4 separate regions of the Mus musculus genome follow, and regions 1, 3 and 4 are each linked to region 2. A link is a loop called in an ENCODE intact Hi-C map of the cell type or tissue named here. Cell type or tissue: left cerebral cortex. All regions are shown on one strand. Region 1 overlaps Lin7a (lin-7 homolog A (C. elegans)). Region 2 overlaps Ppfia2 (protein tyrosine phosphatase, receptor type, f polypeptide (PTPRF), interacting protein (liprin), alpha 2). Region 3 overlaps Ppfia2 (protein tyrosine phosphatase, receptor type, f polypeptide (PTPRF), interacting protein (liprin), alpha 2). Region 4 overlaps Ppfia2 (protein tyrosine phosphatase, receptor type, f polypeptide (PTPRF), interacting protein (liprin), alpha 2).

What was found. Hi-C counts contacts between places; a loop is a spot of excess contacts. Peaks named below come from ENCODE experiments on the same cell type or tissue, not always from the same donor. Only the 100,000 strongest peaks of a DNase experiment are listed, where the experiment ranks them.
Region 1: a loop joins it to region 2, with 3 times the contacts of the local background. A loop is called at or near these places in 9 of 42 quality-filtered maps.
Region 3: a loop joins it to region 2, with 5 times the contacts of the local background. A loop is called at or near these places in 10 of 42 quality-filtered maps.
Region 4: it touches region 2 in a loop (4-fold over the local background); 3 of 42 quality-filtered maps call a loop at or near these places.

The regions. Positions count from the first base shown.
Region 1 is chr10:107,387,050-107,392,049 of GRCm38, reverse strand. The region is part of intron 4 of Lin7a (lin-7 homolog A (C. elegans)); the gene reads right to left. Among named protein-coding and RNA genes, the nearest start is that of Myf5, 97 kb to the left of the region's middle. In left cerebral cortex, a CTCF peak has its summit at 2,232 (motif pointing right); DNase peaks (open chromatin) are centred at 1,968 and 2,377; H3K27ac peaks cover 568 bases.
Region 2 is chr10:106,606,484-106,611,483 of GRCm38, reverse strand. All of the region lies in intron 3 of Ppfia2 (protein tyrosine phosphatase, receptor type, f polypeptide (PTPRF), interacting protein (liprin), alpha 2), which reads right to left. Among named protein-coding and RNA genes, the nearest start is that of 4930532I03Rik, 6.5 kb to the right of the region's middle. In left cerebral cortex, a CTCF peak has its summit at 2,237 (motif pointing left); DNase peaks (open chromatin) are centred at 2,058 and 2,160; H3K4me3 peaks cover 559 bases; H3K27ac peaks cover 501 bases.
Region 3 is chr10:106,910,359-106,915,358 of GRCm38, reverse strand. It overlaps Ppfia2 (protein tyrosine phosphatase, receptor type, f polypeptide (PTPRF), interacting protein (liprin), alpha 2), which reads right to left. Exons shown (of 32, transcript NM_001205341.1): 28 at 1,619-1,794. Among named protein-coding and RNA genes, the nearest start is that of Acss3, 210 kb to the left of the region's middle. In left cerebral cortex, a CTCF peak has its summit at 2,066 (motif pointing right); DNase peaks (open chromatin) are centred at 290 and 2,007.
Region 4 is chr10:106,930,190-106,935,189 of GRCm38, reverse strand. Ppfia2 (protein tyrosine phosphatase, receptor type, f polypeptide (PTPRF), interacting protein (liprin), alpha 2) reads right to left here. Exons shown (of 32, transcript NM_001205341.1): 32 at 1,722-4,067. Acss3 (acyl-CoA synthetase short-chain family member 3) reads left to right here. Exons shown (of 16, transcript NM_001142804.2): 16 at 1-1,673. Among named protein-coding and RNA genes, the nearest start is that of Acss3, 190 kb to the left of the region's middle. In left cerebral cortex, a CTCF peak has its summit at 2,555 (motif pointing left); DNase peaks (open chromatin) are centred at 2,307 and 2,527; H3K4me3 peaks cover 323 bases.

The DNA of each region.
Region 1 (5,000 bases), 780 kb before region 2:
ATAAAAGGTTAACACACATACAGCAGAGGACTGCTGGGTCTGGGTTCAGTCAGAGAAGATCAACCTAACCCTCAAGGGACTGGAGGCCCCAGGGAGTGGGGAGGTCTGGTTGGGTGGGTGGTGGGTATTGGGGACATCCTCGTGGAGACAGGGGGTGGGGAGGAGGTATGGGATGTGGAACAGTCAGAGGGTATACTGGGGGACAGGAATAAAACCTGGAGTGTTAAATAAATAAATAAATAAATAAATAATAAATATCTTTAAAAAGTCAACCAGTCCTTTCAAAAACATTGAAGATACGAGTTAAGTATAAAAAAAGCCATGTAATTTCCATTATTTGTAACAACAAAAATTAGTGTTACACTGCAACTATCAGATATTAGCTTCTTGTCAAGTGATTTAATGATGCATAGGAAGAATTTTTATTAAGAAAAAATTGAATAGAGATAAAAACTAATGGAACTAATTTCGTAGTGAACAGCTTCAGGAACTACCAGAAACTCTTAGCACATCACAGAACTTCAGAGTCGATATACCGAGTTGAGATTCTTGTTCTGTCAAAAACAAAACGAAAGCTTTGGCGTACAGCTGGTAAGGGTCTGGTGGTTGGATCTTGATCAGTCTTTCTGCCTTATTTTAGTTCACAGACTGTGTCTACGTCATCCTGATCTCCTTTGAGTTACATGGGAAAAAAATCTGGGGAGCATGTGCTTTCTTACCTTGGTAATGTCATTTAATCTCTCCCCATACTCCAGTAATAAATTATGTGTTCATTAAGTCCCTAATCATAGCCTACATGTTATTAAACAGGTCATTCCTAAAGTGTTGAAAGCAGCTTTCATTGTTATGTCTCAGAGCGCTTTGGTTGTTTTCTTTTGTTTTCCTTTCCTCTACATCAGTCAGGGTTTGATGATGATGCCGTGCTACACCCTTAAGTATCACCTTGGGTTCTTCACATGCTATCACCCGGTGCCTAGGAAGGACAAAGGACCCCAAATACCTAAAGCATTCAACTACACAGTCAAATAAGAGCTTCATCTTTTCAAATACATATTCCATATCACATTGCAACCATAAAGTGGAAGAGAGACTTATGGTTATCATTGGATGGTGCCTACTGCAAGAAGAAAAAATAGCAGAGGACTCGAACTGGGAAGGAAAGTGAGAACTTGCCCAGGGAATAGTGGAAAAGAAGGCATACATGCTGCCTGAGAATGGGAAAACCAATGTTGCCATGGATCGTAGAAAACTGGTCTCAATTCTTAGCCGGGGAAGGCATTTCTGGGTTTGTGATGTTTACATGAAACAGAGAAGAATAGATAAGAACAGAAAACATACCATCTTAGAAAACTACAAATGTTCAAGATCTTGAGAAAATTAATCTTGAGATTGTGCCATATTATCTCAGTGGTTGCCAACTGCAGTCATTAAGTGTCCCATTACTGTGGAAGTAGAGGGGGATTTGGTATAGGAAAGGAGGCAATGTTACCACAGAGAAGAAGACCGGAATGGGTAAGCTACAATTGGAAGAACACAGACAGCCCACAAAGACTGGAAAAGCCAAGAATCAGATTATTTCCTTGAGATCAGGTGGGGCACAGATCTGTTGGCTGGTTGGCTTGGGGTCAGCAAAAATTATTTGGGACTTCTGGCTCTCAGAACTGTGACAATAGAGTCAATTCCTGTCATTTAAACCACCAAGTATGTGGCCATTTGTTACAGGTGCTCTAAGGAATACATATATAATTGTAATACCCTCCTAAAGGGAAAATCAGATCATTCTAACCAATGTGGAGCTGGACAGAATCTTTGGGGCAACTTTCCTTAGGTTGAGAAAATACTGACGTAGCTCATCATGGTTACTTACATATACGTTTGTATGCACTATATTTGCTATCATCAACACTGCCTTCTTACAATCTGTTAGACAAAGTTACAGGGAGCTGCAAGACGTTTGGTTTGCTCACTGATCTGTATGCAGGATTTAGTTTGGCAGCTGGTACATAATATTTGCTCTACAAATAACTGAATGGGTGAAAAGCACTGTTTAGGGAACATTAGTGAGGACAAACCCAAACAGTAAATGGTAGAAACAACTATGGAAAGGACTACACCAGGCACTAAATCGAATAATCAAACCCACGTCTAGCCTGTGACCCATACAGCCATTTGTAGCATGATGGTACAGTATTTCCTTCTGTTTTTATAAACTGAAGATCTCTGTCATGAGGTGACTTGGACAGATGGGGGCAGTGTAAGGCCAGCTCCAGGTCGCAAGCCTAGCTATGGCTGTGTCATTCAGAAGGTGACTGCCATAAGGCAGAACTGCACATCTCTTGGCTCCTTCACCAATGGGAGCGATCCCATGATGTCATCCCCGAGAACAGAAATATTCCACACATAACTGAGATTCCAGTTTGCTCTCCTGTTTAATTCTAGCCCAAGCAATCTCCCACGCTTGGCTGTCAAGAGTGGTTAGCAACCTGCAAATGGCTCACATGCAGAGAGAGGATGTGAGAATAGCTTTATTCCAGACCTGAAATCCAAGAACTAAGTTGGGGATGCTCACACTGAGCCCATAGGGGAACAGAGGGTCCAAGTGCCCCAAGCCAATGGCCAACCCTTCTAAGACTCAGATGGGTTTGCAGTGGTTGCTCACCTTCCTGAGGGAAGGCTGTTCAAGCTTCACTGAGGTACCCAGTTAAAAAAAAAAGGTGCAGTGATGGACCAGGAAGGTATGATACAATTTTAGACACAATCAGGCTGAATGTTTGTTCCTCACTCCTCAGTACTCCGAGACATTTAAATGAAAGGGCACTTCTCTTTCAAAATATTACGACCTTTCTTGTGGCTCTAAACTTTCGAAAGGTCAAGAGTAGCAATGAGAACACTTCACCTTCTCCTCACGGCAAGTGTAAGCCCGTAAAGGTTAAGAAGTCTTCGTCCTTTTCTATCACATGCACGCGTTATTTATGACTAGAATATTTATTTGCTTTTAAATGGTAAAGGTGGCCCGAGTCAGAGCCTCCAGCTCTGCCATTCGATAGTTGTTAGGAGCTTGGAAAGGGTGCTAGGGTTCTCCATTTTCCTCATTTGTAAAATGGAAATGATATTAACAGCACTGGCCACAAAACATCATTATGAGGAAAATAATCCACTCATTATGTAACGTCCTTACCGTGGTGCCTGGCATCCAAAAAATATTTATGGAGCATCACTGAACTATGTAGGGGGCCTGTTCTTTGACTGGACATGAAGCAATAGAGAAAAATTATTGCTGTCCATGGTGAAAGGCTTTTTTTTTGTAGGACTTAAACTTGCAGAAATATCTTGTGATATATTTCACAGGAATTAAAACCCCCTTTGATTATTTTAGAAAGTTTATGCAAAGAGCAAATGAATACGATTTGACTTTAAGTTTCTTTGTTGGGAAGCTATAACTTTTTTTTGTGTGTGTGCTGGGTACCAAACTCGGGGGGCCTTGAACATACTGGGCAAATACTTCAGCACTGAGCTACAACTTTAACCACAGGTCTAATTCTTCATTAGTCTTCACAGTACACCTGACAGCGCTCTGCCTAGCTACTTTGAGCTACGACTCTCACCCTTAACTTGGCATAGGCATTTATAAAATGGGAAAAAGGCCAGGTACCAAGATGACTATTTCCCTTCCTTTCCCACATCGTTATTCATTCATCTGTTATGCTCAAAAAGTAATTAGCGATGTGCATACAGTGCACCAACAACTTGATTGAGGTTTGACTATGGAGAGAGGCAAATGTTATTACAGTTGTCCTGCCAGGGGGCTCTGGAAGGATGATTGGATTTCAGAAACTAGACACACCTCTTCTCAATAGGGCATACGACTGAGGTTCTCATGCTTCTGTTTGGTCTTTCTTTCTGTCCTTTGCTTCCTTGCTCCTACCTTTCTCTTGTCCCCACAGTACTAGTCGGCTATCGAGGATGAATGTTTGGGAGTTTCTCCTTTAAAAAATTACAAAATAATTGTAGCTTTATAAAAAAAGGGCAAGGAAATATATAGGGACCTCTCTTGTACCTTTTACCCAGCTTTGCAGCACGCTGACATCTTATAAGACTATAAAATAACATAAACCCCAGGAAATTCATGCTGATGTAGCCAACGAGCTCATTCAGATTTAAGTGGGACTGATTTTTCAAACCATCACATTTTACACTTGATAATCAAATAACATCACAGTAAAGATTGAAGTTTACTTCATGTGTTTATTGTAGGTCTCAGAGTTTATCTGAGTGCAATCACTTGTGTGTGCGTGTGTGTGTGCATGCGCCCATAAATGTCTTCCCCATTTTCTGAGACTGTATTGAGCAACAGATGGGAAAATAATATGAAAATATGCTTAAAAACTATAAGGGACTAAATACAATGAAGTACAGAGTCGCCAACTTTTAATTGTCTCATTTAAGGAAAGAATAGAACCCAGAGACTATAGGTTGTACTAATATTCAGCTCCAGGATATAGGGTGGTCTGTGTTGGACCACTAGTGTTCACTGTGAGACTCAGCAAAAATATCATCCCAATTGATAGACTCCCAGGGGGCGGCACAGATGTGGCAGGGACCTTCGAGCCTGATGCACTATGCACACAGCACCTGCATTTTGAAATACTGAATGGCAGATGGTCTTCTAATCTTTGATGAAAGCACCAGACAATAGGTATATATCCTTTATGGGTGACTCTCCTTCTATTTAGACAGCTTTATGTGTATACAGGGCCTTTATTATGAAAACTGGACTCTGCCTCTCCTGAAACCTCCATGCACTGGGCCTGGCTCTGTTATTTGGGACCTGGCACAACGGGAAGTTGCCTGGAGATCTTATTATTCTCCTGAACTTTCTCTTCTCTGCATCAAATGACTTAAATCCTTTAATAGAGAGCACCCTAGGGAAGCATGCTGAGCTATGGCTACATTCACTAGATCAGACTTCAGCCATGACCACTACATACCACAGTCAACAG
Region 2 (5,000 bases):
GCCAGATAAAAAAAAGCTGGTGTTTGTTATTTCTGTAAGTTTGACCCATAGGTCTTTAGATAATCAACTCATGTTGCTGTCATTTACAAAATGGTTGGTAATAATTTGCTTTGCATGTCCTTAATTACAGAAACATTAAATAATACAGAAGATTCCAGGTTAAAGGACAAAAAGAAAAATAAAAAGGTGTAAAAGCTCACAGAAAGTGTTCTCGACTGATAGAAAAAGAAGGTATTTTCCAGATCTGAGAGTCAAACAATATCAAAGGACAACTTTCTGTTGATGTAGAGTATGTCAGCTTATAATATATCAAAATTTGAAGTAATTCTCTATAAAACTAGAGATGTATGTATAATCCTATAAAATATTCAATCCAAAATGATCACACCCAAATTAAAATTTATAAGGTCAAACTTTGATTATTATTATATCCTGTAATAAAATCAACATGTTGAGAAACAGATAGAATCTTTTCCTCTGTGTGTCTTGGTCTCTGTCTCAGTCTCTCTCTCTCTTGCACACCACAGACACACACAGATACACACACATATATACCACATATACACATGACATTATATATATGTATAATAATATGCACACATACATATACACATGACATTTAATATATATGTATATATACATACATACATATACACCCAACACATATATGTACACACACATATATACCCGCACACATACACATACAAATATACACATATATATAAACACATACAACATACTACACACACAGATACACACACACACACACACACACACACACACATATATATAGACACCAAATACACGAAAAAATATATAAACATACACACATATATATACATGCATGCACACACACATATATGTATACATACACACAGAGAGAGACAGAGCGACACAAACAGACAGACATGCATGCACACACACACACACACACACACACACACACACACACACACACACACACTTTGAGTCAGGCTGCCAGGGAAGCACTTCAAACAATAATGAAATTAATAAAAGTGTAATTTGGAACTGAACATGCTGTTCTTGGCAAGACTAACAGCGATCCTATCATGAAGGACACCTGCTTTCAAAAATTCAATTAGGGGACACTGTTCCATCATTTTCCTAAGAGCAAAAGCTAGGTGCATTTCCAATGGAATACAATGTTTGGTGAGTGCTAAGGTGGGAGGGGGAGCAAGTGGTTTTTGAAGTATTCATTGTAAATTATCCTGTATCCTGTAAATATTTTTCTCCTCGTTGATGTAAAACATGGTTATTTTATGGTCTATTATATGAGCATCAGCAGTACACGCCTGCATAATCAGTCTCCTCTTTCCTATCAACATGTTTTAATCCATAATGGATCCTGTTTTTTGTTTTTTTTTTTTGTTTTTTTTTTTTTTGCTTTGGTTATTATGAGACTTGTTTGAAAGTAGGTAATGGTATTGTTAGTGTGAGGGAACTTAGAAGATATGGGTGGGGACAGAGCTCAAAGCGCTGCGGTCTCAGAGTGCTGGTTCCTTTGTCTTCCAGAGAAAAGCTGTGTTGAGAAAAATCCAGCTCAGGAAAAAACATCAAACATCCGGAGACATGGGAGAGCCCAGGGGTCTTATTAAATGTTTACTCCACAGCCCCACCCCCATTCACTACTGACTTGGAACTCTGTTTTGTTCTCCCAACCCAGCCAACAAAGAACTCTTTTGTTTTGTTTTCCTTTCCTCTTTCTGGCCTTTTGTCTTCCTCAAGACTTATTCTCTTTCTGCCAGACAGTCCCTTTTACTTGCCTCATGGAACTAACCAGGGCAATACTACAAGCCCCCTTCCACAAAGGGTCACAAAAGGGTGAACAAAATTCATGACAATCGTTAATAAATAACCTTTATTAACAACCTTCTCACAGAACTGCCAATTGTTATTTGATCCAAGGCAGCACAACTAGAAACATATAATCGGACATCAGTCTCAGACATACACGGGGCGTATCTGTTGCTAGCTGTCAATCAACACCACAACCAACAGGAATGGGTAGGGCTCATTTTTCTCTGCAGGTTTTCTTTCTTTGAGTAAGACATTAAATTTCAATAAGTTGGAACATTCTTTATGCCGCCTAGAAGAGATACAATGACTTTATAGATTGATGCAGTAACCATTGCTAAATTTGGTATCAGTGCTGCCTTCACTAAATCTAAGAGAACACCCACGAAGATTTTCTAAATTTTAAAATGTTTTCATTGGTTGCCCTCTTGTGGCCAAATGTGATACTACTACTACTACTACAAAAAAAAAAAAAGAAATTAGCTAATAACAAATACTATGAGTACTGGAATAATCCATCATTTATACAGACAACTTACAGGATAGGTTGTATTTATGTATAAAGGCTTATTGTAGATACATATACATATATACACACATGTATATGTGTATATATATATATATATATACACACACACATATATAGCAACATCATTGTGTGTGTATATATATATATATACACACACACACACAACAATGATGAGTGAATACAGAGGTCATGAGTTTGAAAAAAAACAAGGAGAGGTATTATTGAAAGTTTTGAAGGAGAAAAAAGGACATGAAATATGGAATCATATCATAATCTCAAAATCTAAAATAAATATTTTAAAGGTGTTCCATGCTGTTATTTTACTTTTCTTCATAATATATATTGTGTATATATCAAAAATTAACTTTACATTAAGTTAAATTTTTATAAATATACCTTCACTTGAATAATAAGCAAAGTCATGATATTTTTAAAATTTGTACATGATACAGTGAAGTTATTCAACATATTATAGCAAATAGAGAAGAGTTTATTTGATTAAATAATGAGCATTTATGAATGCAAAAAGTTATCATAATTAGTTGATATTACAGACTAAAATTCTAGTGAGATAGGTATAACATTATATAGATGAAAGACTAAAGTTATTATATAAATATTTTAGTTATGTAACATAATTAACTGAGAATTTCTGTTTTGTTTTGTTTTGTTTTGTTTTTACAAAAAGACAGTTTCAGTTATCATTAATGTGTGTGTGTTTGTGTGTGTGTGTGTGTGTGTGTGTGTGTGTGTGTCTGCAGATGCAAACCAACCACAGCACACATGGAGGACAGATTTCAGGAGTTGGTGCTCACATTCCAATGTGTGTTCCAAGACTCACGGTCAGGTGGGTACTCTTACCCAGAGAATAGCCTGAGCCAGCTCCCAGGATCATGCTTCTGTTCTCAACGATGGCATGATGAATAATACCAATATGGTCAGACACAAAAGCTGTTGAGAATTAGATGAATCTGGGCTACCTTTGTTTTGCTCTCATCAGGCTTAGAGTCTTGATTTGTAAAGTGATAACTTGGGGACACATGACAGTGTATGATAAGAATCATGTGAGATGATTCTGCATTCCAGCTGACAAAACGTTCCCAGTATTCAATATGCAACGCTTCCTTTTCTTTGACCCCTTTACCTTAATACTACAGTGTGTTCCTTCTTACCTTCCTCCTTCCTTCTCTCCTTTCCCTCTCTCCCTACCTCTTTCCTTTCCTCTTTCCCTCCCTCCTGCCTTCTTTCCTTCCTTTCTTCCCTTCCCCCATCTTTCCCTCCTTCCTTCATTCCCTCCTTCCCTTTTTCCTTTCTCCCTTCCTTCCTCCCTCCCTCCCATCCCTTTTTCCTTCTTTTACTTCCTTCCTTCCTGCCTTCCCATTACACGTTGAGGGATCTGAAGCAGTCTATTCTATTTAAGGAGAAAGGGCTCTGGCTGCCTACGCCATACAGTCATAATTTTATTTTCTTTCTGTTGTGCACATCGGGCCACGTTTTAACCAGCTGTTAATGGACAGCCAGGTAGATTTCCATCCCTTTCTTTTGTGAGTAGAGCAGCAATACATAGATGGGCAAACCCAGATGCAAGTGTCCTGGTGATAAGATTTGGAATCTTTGGGGTTGGCATTCAGCAGTGGTACAGGTGGGTGTTATGATAGATTAATATTGGCTTGAGGAGACAGCGTCATACCTGCTTCAGGATTTTATGCCCCTACTAACAGTGATCAGGGTTGCTCGCTCTGTAGCATTTGTTCTTATTTGTATCTCTGCCAGAATTTGCTGTCATTTTTAATTTTCTCATAAAGAAAGTCGTCTTAACTGGAACGAGATGAATACCTCTAATCTTTAAATACCATCATCTATGCCGTCTACTACCTTCTCCATTGCATACCCTTCCTTTCATTTGTTAGTATATTGAATAATGTATGAAATAATTAAATTACAGTAAATATATTCAATAACTCATAAAAACTTCCTAACAACTGAGGGACCGGACTTTTTAAAATTGTGAAGAAAGCAGGGAGGCTTGGGTGTAACAAAGATGAGATCCTATCACCAGTACACTCACGTTTCAGAACCCAGCAAGTTAGGGCACACCTTACAGAAGGCAAGGCCACACTGCTTCCAGTTTTGCACATTCTTTGGATGTGACTAGTAGAACCTAACTCATTACATCCAGTAATAAATGAATATCGCTGCTACTGAGGAGTCATTGGGGAAAAAAAATCCTGCAGTAGGCAAAATAAGGAGGCTTCAAAGGGAGTTCACATCTTAACCTCTGGTACTTGTAAATATTTTACTTACTTTACATGGCAAAAGAAGTTGGAGGTGTGAATAAGTTAAGGGTCTCAGATTTTTTTATATATATTATGTATATATACATACACACACACACACACACACACACACACACACACACACACACACACACATATATATGTGGAGAGCCGTGCCGTGAGCAATCGCGTGCGTGCTGTGAGCAATCGCCATTATAAGATAGCGCTGGCTTCCACTGCGCCTAAATAGTAAACAAGCCTTATGCGCAAGTGCAAGAGTGAACTCACGCCTAGTCACTGCCCATCTCGGGCGTAGTAATGGGGTGATGGGCGAGCAAAGAACCAGGAGCTGTCACGCCACATCAGGCGCTGAAACGTCA
Region 3 (5,000 bases), 300 kb before region 2:
GTTCAGAAATGAAAATAGATTTTTTGTTTGTTTGTTTAGTTGTTTTTAGCTCTTTTCTTCTCTTACTTTTTTTTTTTTTTTGAGACAGTCTTTCTATGAACCCAAAAAGATAGAAGGACCCTACCCCAGATTTGCTTTGAACTAGTGGTCTCCATGCCTCAGCCACCAAACTTATAGAATTACAGGCATGCAACACAGCACCATGCCCACTTTAAAGTCACATATTTAAGGATCCTGTTCTGTCCCTCTTAAAATGTTATTTTATGGACTGTAAAGCAGATTGGAGATATTTTTACTTGTGTGGAACTCTGCTGAATCATACAATTCCCTAGATTTAGGGAGAACTGGAACACTCAGCTAAATGTAAGTATAATTAGATATATAAAGAGAGGGACTTCCCCTTAGAGAGGTAGAGACCAACAGCCATCACTTACACATGCTGTATTGGGAAAGCATGGTATTCAGGTAGGAGATTTTACCACACAAACTCCAAGTCTGCTTTTCTAATTTTAAGATTGTGTTTAGATAGCAATTCATTACCTTATAATTAAAATTCCAGCATCAGAAATAAATCATGACTCTATTAAATGGGACAAGCCAGGTGCAAAGAGACACATGCACAATATCTTGGGCAAATGTCAGATTTGAGCTCACAGATTTTGAATGTAGGATTGTGGTTAATAGAGTAGATAAAAGGTGGACTGAAAGCAAGGTACTCAGTGGTCACAATGTCAGAAGGGAGCAAGTAATCAGTACAATTGCAGGTAACCATAATAAATTTTGAACTACTAAACTTAGAAGAAATATTCTAATTTCTTTCTAACAAGTCTTATCTATATCCCTGGCTGGCTTAGATCTTACTGTGTATACAAGGCTTGGCTTAAAGGTAAGAGGCTCTTGTTCTTGAGTACACAGATAAAGTGTGTGCAGAAAAGCCAGGCTGGTTTAAAAGTTTTTCCATAACAAAATGAAAATGTCTGAGAAACTATATGTACTGGCTGGTTTTATGTGTCAACTTGACACAAGTTGGAGTTATCACAGAGAAAGGAACCTCCCTTGAGGAGATGCCTCCATGAGATCCAGCTGTAAGGCATTTTCTCAATTAGTGATCAAAGGTGGGAGGGCCCATTATGGGTGGTGCCATCCCAGGATGGTAGCCCTGGGTTCTATAAGAAAGCAGCTGAGCAAGCCAGGGGAAGCAAGCCAGTAAGTAAAATCCCTCCATGGCCTCTGCATCAGCTCCTGCTTCCTGACCTGCTTGAGTTCCAGTCCTGATTTCCGTTGATAATAAACAGCAATGTGGATGTGTAAGCTGAATAAATCCTTTCCTCCCCAACATTTTTCTTGGTTTGTGCAGGAATAGAAACTCTAAGACACAATATATGTCTAATTGAACTGAAACAGTACTCTGTTAAATATATATATATCATATTATTTTAAAAAAATATATACATATATATTTCATATTATCTCATTTTACATATTACTATGTTTATATGTGTTAAATAAAATAAATTTAATAAAAAACAAGAGTAAATTCACAGCCCTCACTTTCTTAAAGGTTTTATTTGTTATTAACCAAGGCCCAGTGAAGAGCAGCACGAAGGAGCATGCTTGCCTGGGTGTTCTGTGTTGGAATCTGCAACAATAGAGCCAAGCTGCTGTAGTCAAAGTTCTCATCCAGGGCTATAAGTGAGCCATGCACGCCACTCTCAAGAATGTTGTTTGCATATTCCCGAAGTCCAATTGCTTGTATCCAGCGAATAACTCGATCATTGCTCCACACTAAAACATCTAGGAAAAGAGACACACACAACATGTCAAGATACGATACTTGGCATAACCAACACAATCCTAGCCACAGGGATCTGGCCGAGTCACATTTATGCTAATATCTCTGCTCCTTAAAAGCCACTGGTTCCTTTCTGTTACACAAACACACTGTTTTAATCATCAACTTCTGCTGCAATACATCCTGCAATGAGTTGGTATTTTCAGAATGCTTATTGTTACTGCAATGACAGCATATGCATCATGCTGAACACTGAAAGGGTTTCTTGCTACTATTAAATCAGGACCCCGGGGTCTATCTGCAGTTGCATGTTTTGCCACCAGATGGGGATAGTTCTCCTTTTCCCTGCCCCCCTCTCCGTGGTGTGTGTGTGTGTGTGTGTGTGTGTGTGTGTGTGTGTTTCCTTCTCTCTCTCTCTCTCTCTCTCTCTCTCTGTCTGTCTGCCTCTCTCTCTCTCTGTCTCTCATAGCATTATGGATCTAAATCTCTTCTTTCTTTGAAATGTTCCTTTACTACTTCACTATTGCTTATAATTAGATACCATTTTTCTACTGAGATTACATTTAAAACATAGTAGCAGCATAATAAAGAAAGTCCATTGACACTTTGGTATTATTAAGTCACTATTTTCCCAATAATGTATAAATGAAAAGAACTGTGGTGTGTACATTGACACACACCACAAAGTTGATTTTTCTTTGTTTAAAGGTGGCATTTTAATGAAGTGGAAAACATTTTTAACATTAACTTCCTAAAATAAAACCTACAGATGAAATGTCTTATATGCCTGTTTGAAGCAAAATCTGAAAAAAAGAAAAGATTTAATTCATTTATATTATCATATGTTTCTTTTATGAGTCAGCAGAGTGATGCATAAAATCTATAAAATCATTTATAGACTATAATGCTTTATATAAAGAATAAAAGATTAGATGAGAAAATATAAAAGACTTTCTTTACTTGTAGACAAAAGATCAAAGCATTTCCTAGTGGGAAACTGATAGCTGTATATCTGTAAGTATTTTTCTTGAGTAAAATGTACACTTAATATATATGTATGTGTGTATATATATTTACATAGTTACAGTTTGCAAAACTTTTATTAACTTGTTCTAGCTTACTTATTTGTCATTAGCATGGGCAAAACTATACAGGAATTTTAATCCAGTAGCATAACATGGCTGCTCTGGCAAGAGATCACATTCAAAGTCCTCCTGAATCTATATGATACTGCTGGAATTCAGGCACATGCTACAGTGCAGTAAGGTCTGACTGGACTAGAGACACATCCTTAGTATACTTCTTTTATCCCTAACAATGAACATAGGATTAGTTTGTGGAAGGAAGAAACCATGTTTGAAAGTGATGTCTAATTGAGGGGTAGACAAAGTGATGAATCAGAGAAAGATTTGACAGGATGAGTCAGAGATAGCACAGGCCCAACTTTCACTAAAACAATCGGGAGTAAGTGCAGGTGGGTGGAGCTGTTGGTGACTGTTCAGTTTGTGGAGTTCGGAGGCAGTTTTTACCCAGACAAATTTATACATAGGTTGCAAAGAAAACAAGCTAGACACAGATAAAGATAAAACAAGAGAATGAGAAAGAGCCAGAAGATTAGAACAGACTGCTAGAGTTAGTTTGAGGCCAAACAGAACAGTACAGCGAGAAGCTGAGGGAAACCAGTTTGAATCAGTCAGCTTGGAGAAGAGTATGAGCCTCCAAGAACAGAAGAGTTGAATCAGCTGACAAAATTCAGAAAGATCTAGAAAAGGTGAACTTATTGAGCAGTAAGCCTCTGAAACAGATACATCTGGCCAAAAAAAAAAAAAAAAAAAGTTACTTTTACTCAAAATGATACTACTGTCCTATTTATTTTCTCAGTCATGGATCTCATTCTGACATTAGCCTGTCTTAGCTCTGACTAATACTTATATGTGTTTCTCCATTGTTCTTATCTTATGGTGTATCTTCTATACATACCATGTCAATTTCAATTTTTAATTTCTGTTTTGAACATTTTAGTTAGTACATATATCTTATATTATTACTCAGATATCTCAATGTAAATCTATCATCATTATTCATGTCTTTACCTTTCATTATTCTTACCATTTTATAATTGTATATTTTCTTTTTAATTTTATTCTATCTCTTTAGTACAGTTCTTCTAGTTTATATTATTCTGCCGCAAGTTATAATAAAACTTAATGTACACATTCTCAACTTATTAAAATCTTCTATATCTCAGCCCTTTTATTATTTTCTAGATAATGTAGAGATCTTAAATTATTTAATTTCTTTTGCCCCACTACAATCATTGAATCATTTAAGTTGCTATTTCCAGTAATTCTGTGTAAAATCAAAGCCCTTTAGACGTTATTAACTGCAGAAGTAATAATAATTTCTAATACATTCTTTGGACGTTTATCCATACTACAACTTATATTATCTTCATAGTTTTTTTGTCTAGATTTTTTAATATTTATTTTCCATTATAACTTTGTCTCATATTCTGTTTCCCTGAAAATGTATTGATTTTGCCTTTACTATTAGTGTACTTATAGATTCCTAATGATTGATTACCTGCTGTGGGTAATGTAGACATGTTAATACCAGTAGTCCAACTTTTTTTTTTTACTAAATGAATATTTTTTTAGACTAAAGAGATAAATGTTCTTCAAAAATGACAATTCATAACTAGTTTTCAACTTCACATTATGAAGATGCAGATAAATGCATAAGCTTGCTTGTTCATGTTAGGTAATCTAAGACATATTGGCTTGTTTTTGCAATTATATAGCAAGAAAAATTTCCATCATATATATAGTTAAAAATAATTAAGTGAAATAACACATTCATGAGATTAAGACAAATAATCTCTAATTATAACTTTTCTTATTCAGAACAGCATCAGAGTAACTATAATATTATAAATATCTTTCACAGCAAAATTATACCCTGCCATTTATACTTAACAGGAATCCTCTTGACCTAAACAACAAATGGCTGGAGATCAGTGTCAACTGTTTCTTAGCAACAAGCTAAAAGCATGTTTTCAACACCTTCCTCACATCAGAAACCTGTTTTCTAATGTCGAGGTTAATTAGCACTTCCGATAATAACAGAGAAGTCTAGTCAGAGTTGAGAGCTATTTCTCTAAATGCCATCAGATCAATTGTTGGAAGCAAAAGCTCTTTATGATCTCACT
Region 4 (5,000 bases), 320 kb before region 2:
AGAGTTCTGTGCATGTTAGATAAGCACTCTTCTACTGAGCTGTACCACTGGTGCTCAATGAGTTTATAGTGGTTCTTGTGGTGCATAATCCAACAAGTGATTTAAGAACAATATATAGCCTTAAATACTAGAAATCATATATTCCAGCAAGGGCCATCCCTATCAGATCCCAAAGAAATATGGCTCAGGAGAGAGGCTTTACCTTACTGCAAGAGCCTCTTGTTTTCAAGAGAACCCCAAACATTTACTTGTATTGCAAGTTTTAATTTGAATTTGAAAAGATATTAAATATTCTAAAATTATGGTCTAACATACATTTCTTCTATAAAATGATGGAGTCTTTTCAAAAATTGGAGATAAGGCTTTATTAAGTTTAAAGAAATATATCCATTTGCTAGAGTAAGAAGTAGTAGTTGATTAACTAGCTTAGAGCTCTACATGTGTTATTTTTTAGAACGTACACTTAATTAAAAAAAAAGTATACTGTATTTATTGAACCTCTGAGAGGTCTTGGAAGAGTTTCTCAATTCTTCAGCTTTTTGGAAATATTATGAAGAGCATGATGTCCTCACAGAATAGTCCAAATAGATGAAAAATGGATAAGTAACAATATATTTGGATTTACTGGTCATAAAAGCTATGCATATCTTACATAAGGCTCTCATTTTAGGCCTCTTTGGTCTGTGTCCTAACAGATAAATCCAAATACAAGAAATATAGGTGAGAACTAACAGATGGCAACTTACTTGTCATAAATATTATTACTTGTCATATATATTATAAAGACTCATTTTTAGGCAACTTTGGGCTGCAGAGTGGATAATGAATGGCTTCTCAAAGGGAAGTTTTATTAATTAAACTACTTTCTTTATTGGTAATATTAAAAACAGTTTGTTATCATCTTTAATTATTTTGGTATTCCGAATTTAACCAACTGACATTTTGTAACTTGAAGCTCTTGAGTTTCTTGAATTATTAATTGTATATATACATTTTATCCATTTTCACAACTGTGGGGATTACAAATCAATAATTTTTAATATGTTAGCATGAAAATACAGATCATTACTTTCTCGACATGAACCAGGTACTTTAAGTTTGTCATTTTCGTATTTGCCCATTATAAACTCAGGCAGATCTAAGAATTGAGTAAAGTTTTCATCTTTGGATCATATGTAGATTTTCCTCTTTCCCAGATCTGAGGGGATACATCAGCAAGTAAGCATGGGTTATTTTCCCGTAGAGAGAATCTATAAAAATAAATTAATAAAACTGACAAAACAAATGAATAAACAAAAAAACACAGTTTCTCACACCTGGGAAGGAGCTGTTTTTCTTATGTTTCAATGAGGAAAGCCATCTCTCCTGCAGATAGAGGCAGTTATCACGGCTGTGGTGCTAAAATGAAGTCATCAGACTGCTTAAAACATTGGGAGAAAATTAAAGAACTTTCTATTTTAAAATCTCCCCATGAGGTTTCTGTTTTGTCTTGTTTGTCAAATCACATCTAAAATATTTTGAATTGAATGTGTCTTTGATCGCAATGATACAATCCAAGAAATGTGACCACACTTAAATTCACCTTGATGGTGTCCCTGTGATCTTGTACTTTATGAAATTTTTAAATTTGTAAGACACCTGCAAAAATGAAAATAAAAGTACCTTTAATATTTAAAGAGTGCGACAATTTATTTTTCCCCATAAAAAATACACTAACTAGCTAAAAGTGAAACTTGTTTTATTCGCCAAAAGGTTGTTTTACTTATATAAAGTTGTGTTTGAAAGGGTCCGATCTGATATTCTAACATGTTTGAATTCCTAACATTGATGGCTAAAGGGGAAAACCAAAACCAAAACACCCAGAAATATAGCTGACTACAATTTTCTTATACATTAAGCAATATTTTACATAATTCTCAAGGAAAGTAATTTGATACTTTGTATCACACTATCGGGGTCTATGACAGATGATCAGTATTTTGTAGGTGATTTCTAAAAAGACGAGACTGCTTTAGGTGACAGTGTGAGTGGTTTACCTAATTGGATATTGATTATTCCCCCAAAAGCTTCTGTGCTGAATGCGTGGCCAGGATAATGCTGATGCTAAGTGTTCAGGTCACAGAAATGTGCCCTCTTATGTGTCCCGAGCTGAGCAGCAGCAGCACCGGGCTCCATGTCTCCTGTCAAGGAAGTGAACAGTTTCCTCTGGTACAGGCTTCCGACCACGCCACTCGACCCCAAAGCCTGCAGACTGCCGGTTCTTGAGACGGAACATCAAATGCGCTGGGACAAAATAAAATGTTCTTCCTTGTAAGTTAATTATCACAAGGGTTGCACTACAGCTATGCACAACTGTTTGTCACACAGGTATCTAAATACGAGTATAAATCTTTCTGCCATGCAGGTATCAGAGTTTCTCTTATCTATTTCATTTTGATGAATCGAGAGTTTCAATGTTCTTTCACATTGTCTTTACTCAAGCAACATTAAAAAAAAAAAAAAAAAAAAAGCCAAGCCACCTCTATCAGCTGGTTTAGACCTCCCTCTAGTGGCAGACTCAATTTTGAATAGAATCGCATTTGAAATCGTTGAATGATTTTCTTGGTAATCGAAATAAATCGTTAAATGTCAGGCTACTAGAAAACAAAGCTTAAGCAGGAAACTGGAGGCATTTGTTGTTGTTGTTGTTGTTTTATTGATAATGGAGAGGTTTTCTGTTACCATTACCGTTTGATTGAATCTGTTCAACAAAAATAGACATCGAAACAAATGTACGTGCAAATACAACGAATTGAAATACAAAAAATTAATAATAATTTACTAATGACGGGTCTTGCATTAAGACCAAGCAGCAGGGAAACAGATCAATGGTATTATTAAATAGGTTCCACTTTGAAATCTCCCATATCAATAAAGAATAAACAGCAGTGACACCACCGAATAAAGCCACAAGGAAGAGATTACTCATCTTTACTTTTTATACACTATATATGTTAATCATTCTGTCTTTATTTCCTCTGATGAAAGTGAATTCAGGGAAGTCACAAAAAAATGGTTATTTCAGCTAAAGGCTCGTAATAACAGACTTGAGTCTGGCTAATGCCCTGTTAACAGTGATTTTTAAAATGGGGGTAGGTTATGGGGTTCTGCCCCTCCACCCCACACCCCAGTGGAAATGGAACTCAGACTCTACAATGGTTGACATTCACTGTCCAGTGTTGGCTATTTGAATGAACATGTAGTTTTTAGTAAAGTGTGTGTATATGCATGTGTGTTTGTGTGTGTGTGTGTTTCTTGGTCCACAGGCAACAAAATTAGGTAATGGTTTTCATAATATAAATTGTTAAAATCATTGCATTTGACTCTTGTAAACAGTTTGGCTTTGTTTTCTTTTGAAACAGGTTGAGCCATCACAGTGCTTCTGTAAGGAGAGAGAGAGGGTGTCACATCCCTGATGGCCTTTAAAGGTCATTTTGGGCTCCAGGTTTAATCACATGATCAGAGGCAGGTGTTCAGCTTTAAGGTTTGACAGACTTGAAGGAGAAGCATGTCGAAGCATGAAACACACTTCTAAGGAACATATTGATTGACCATTACAATTCAAAAAACCGTATAAATGGTGAAATGGTAAAATACAAACAGTACTTGGAATTGTTCAGTTTGCACTCGAGACTCCATGAACCATATATTTTATTTTTTTAAAAAATCATATTTATATCCATTTACAGAAGACTTACACATTTAAAAAGAAATGGTACACAGCAATACATAAATGCCTATTATATTACAACATGAAGAAAAACAAGTGGTTCCATCTCATAAAGGCATCAGACGTACGGAAGTTATGACGTAGATGATGCTCTTATATCAGATAACTTAAGCATTTTTATTACAATCATAGTAAACTAATCAGACTCAATACCCAACTCCCCCCAGAGTCACATATTTAATGTTTGGTAAACCGTTACTTATATTATTCCCTTAGGATTCAGTCTTCACAAAGGCTTCTCCATTTGTCTTCCTAGGTGGTAGTGCACTTTAGGTCGTGTAGACTGAAAAGATGACATCTGAAAGGGGACATACAGCATGAGCTCACTGTCAACTCCCAGCCAATAGACCCCACACCTTTGCACTGGCAGATATCTCCATGCAGCTTGTATAGGCCTGTCCTAGAACCCCAGCACAAGGAACGGTATGGAGGATGTAACTTAGAGTAGATGGTGTGACATTTACTAGTCTCCACTTACTTATTTACTTATTTATATTTTCAGGAGCATGAAGTAGACCTTATTCAACTTCAGGGAAAATATGGGTGTACTATAAGTGGTATAAAATGTCAGCATGCCTTCTCAAGTTTCTTTAGGTTGCTAATTTTTAAATTGGGTGGAGTTGGCATATTCCATAGGATAGATTTATATTCTAGTTCATATATTTTAGAGTTTTAAAAAATGATGCTTTTCTTTGATCATTATAGAACATAAAACAGCATATTTGATGTCTCTGTATGAGCAGTATGTATTACACTATAGATTCCAGCCATGACATCACATAGAAACAAATCTCACATTACTATTACTGACACAACAGACTAATATAAAGTATACTTAGGCTTACTTTTCATAATGACCATTTTAATTTCTCACTAAAATAAAATAAATATTGTCTTTTATTATCTTGTTAATATTTTTATTCCTTTTAGTGGTTAAAACTAAAAAAAATATGAACTAGAATAACATGCAGGAAAAAAATTGCAAATAGTTCAAGATAAATTCTACTCATGAGTCTAGAGCTAAGCAGCAAGCACTACTGAACATATTAGTCATTTATGAGCTAGTAAATTATTAAGTTTCTGAGAAAATTATTATGCTATGTGTTGGATGTTATAAACAGTGTTATGAAAAGTCTCTTATTTTAGCTAAATGATTATATATTGCAGGCCATGACTAATGAGACCAAATTTTGTATCACAAAATGTTTGTCTCATTGTACCATTTTGAGAA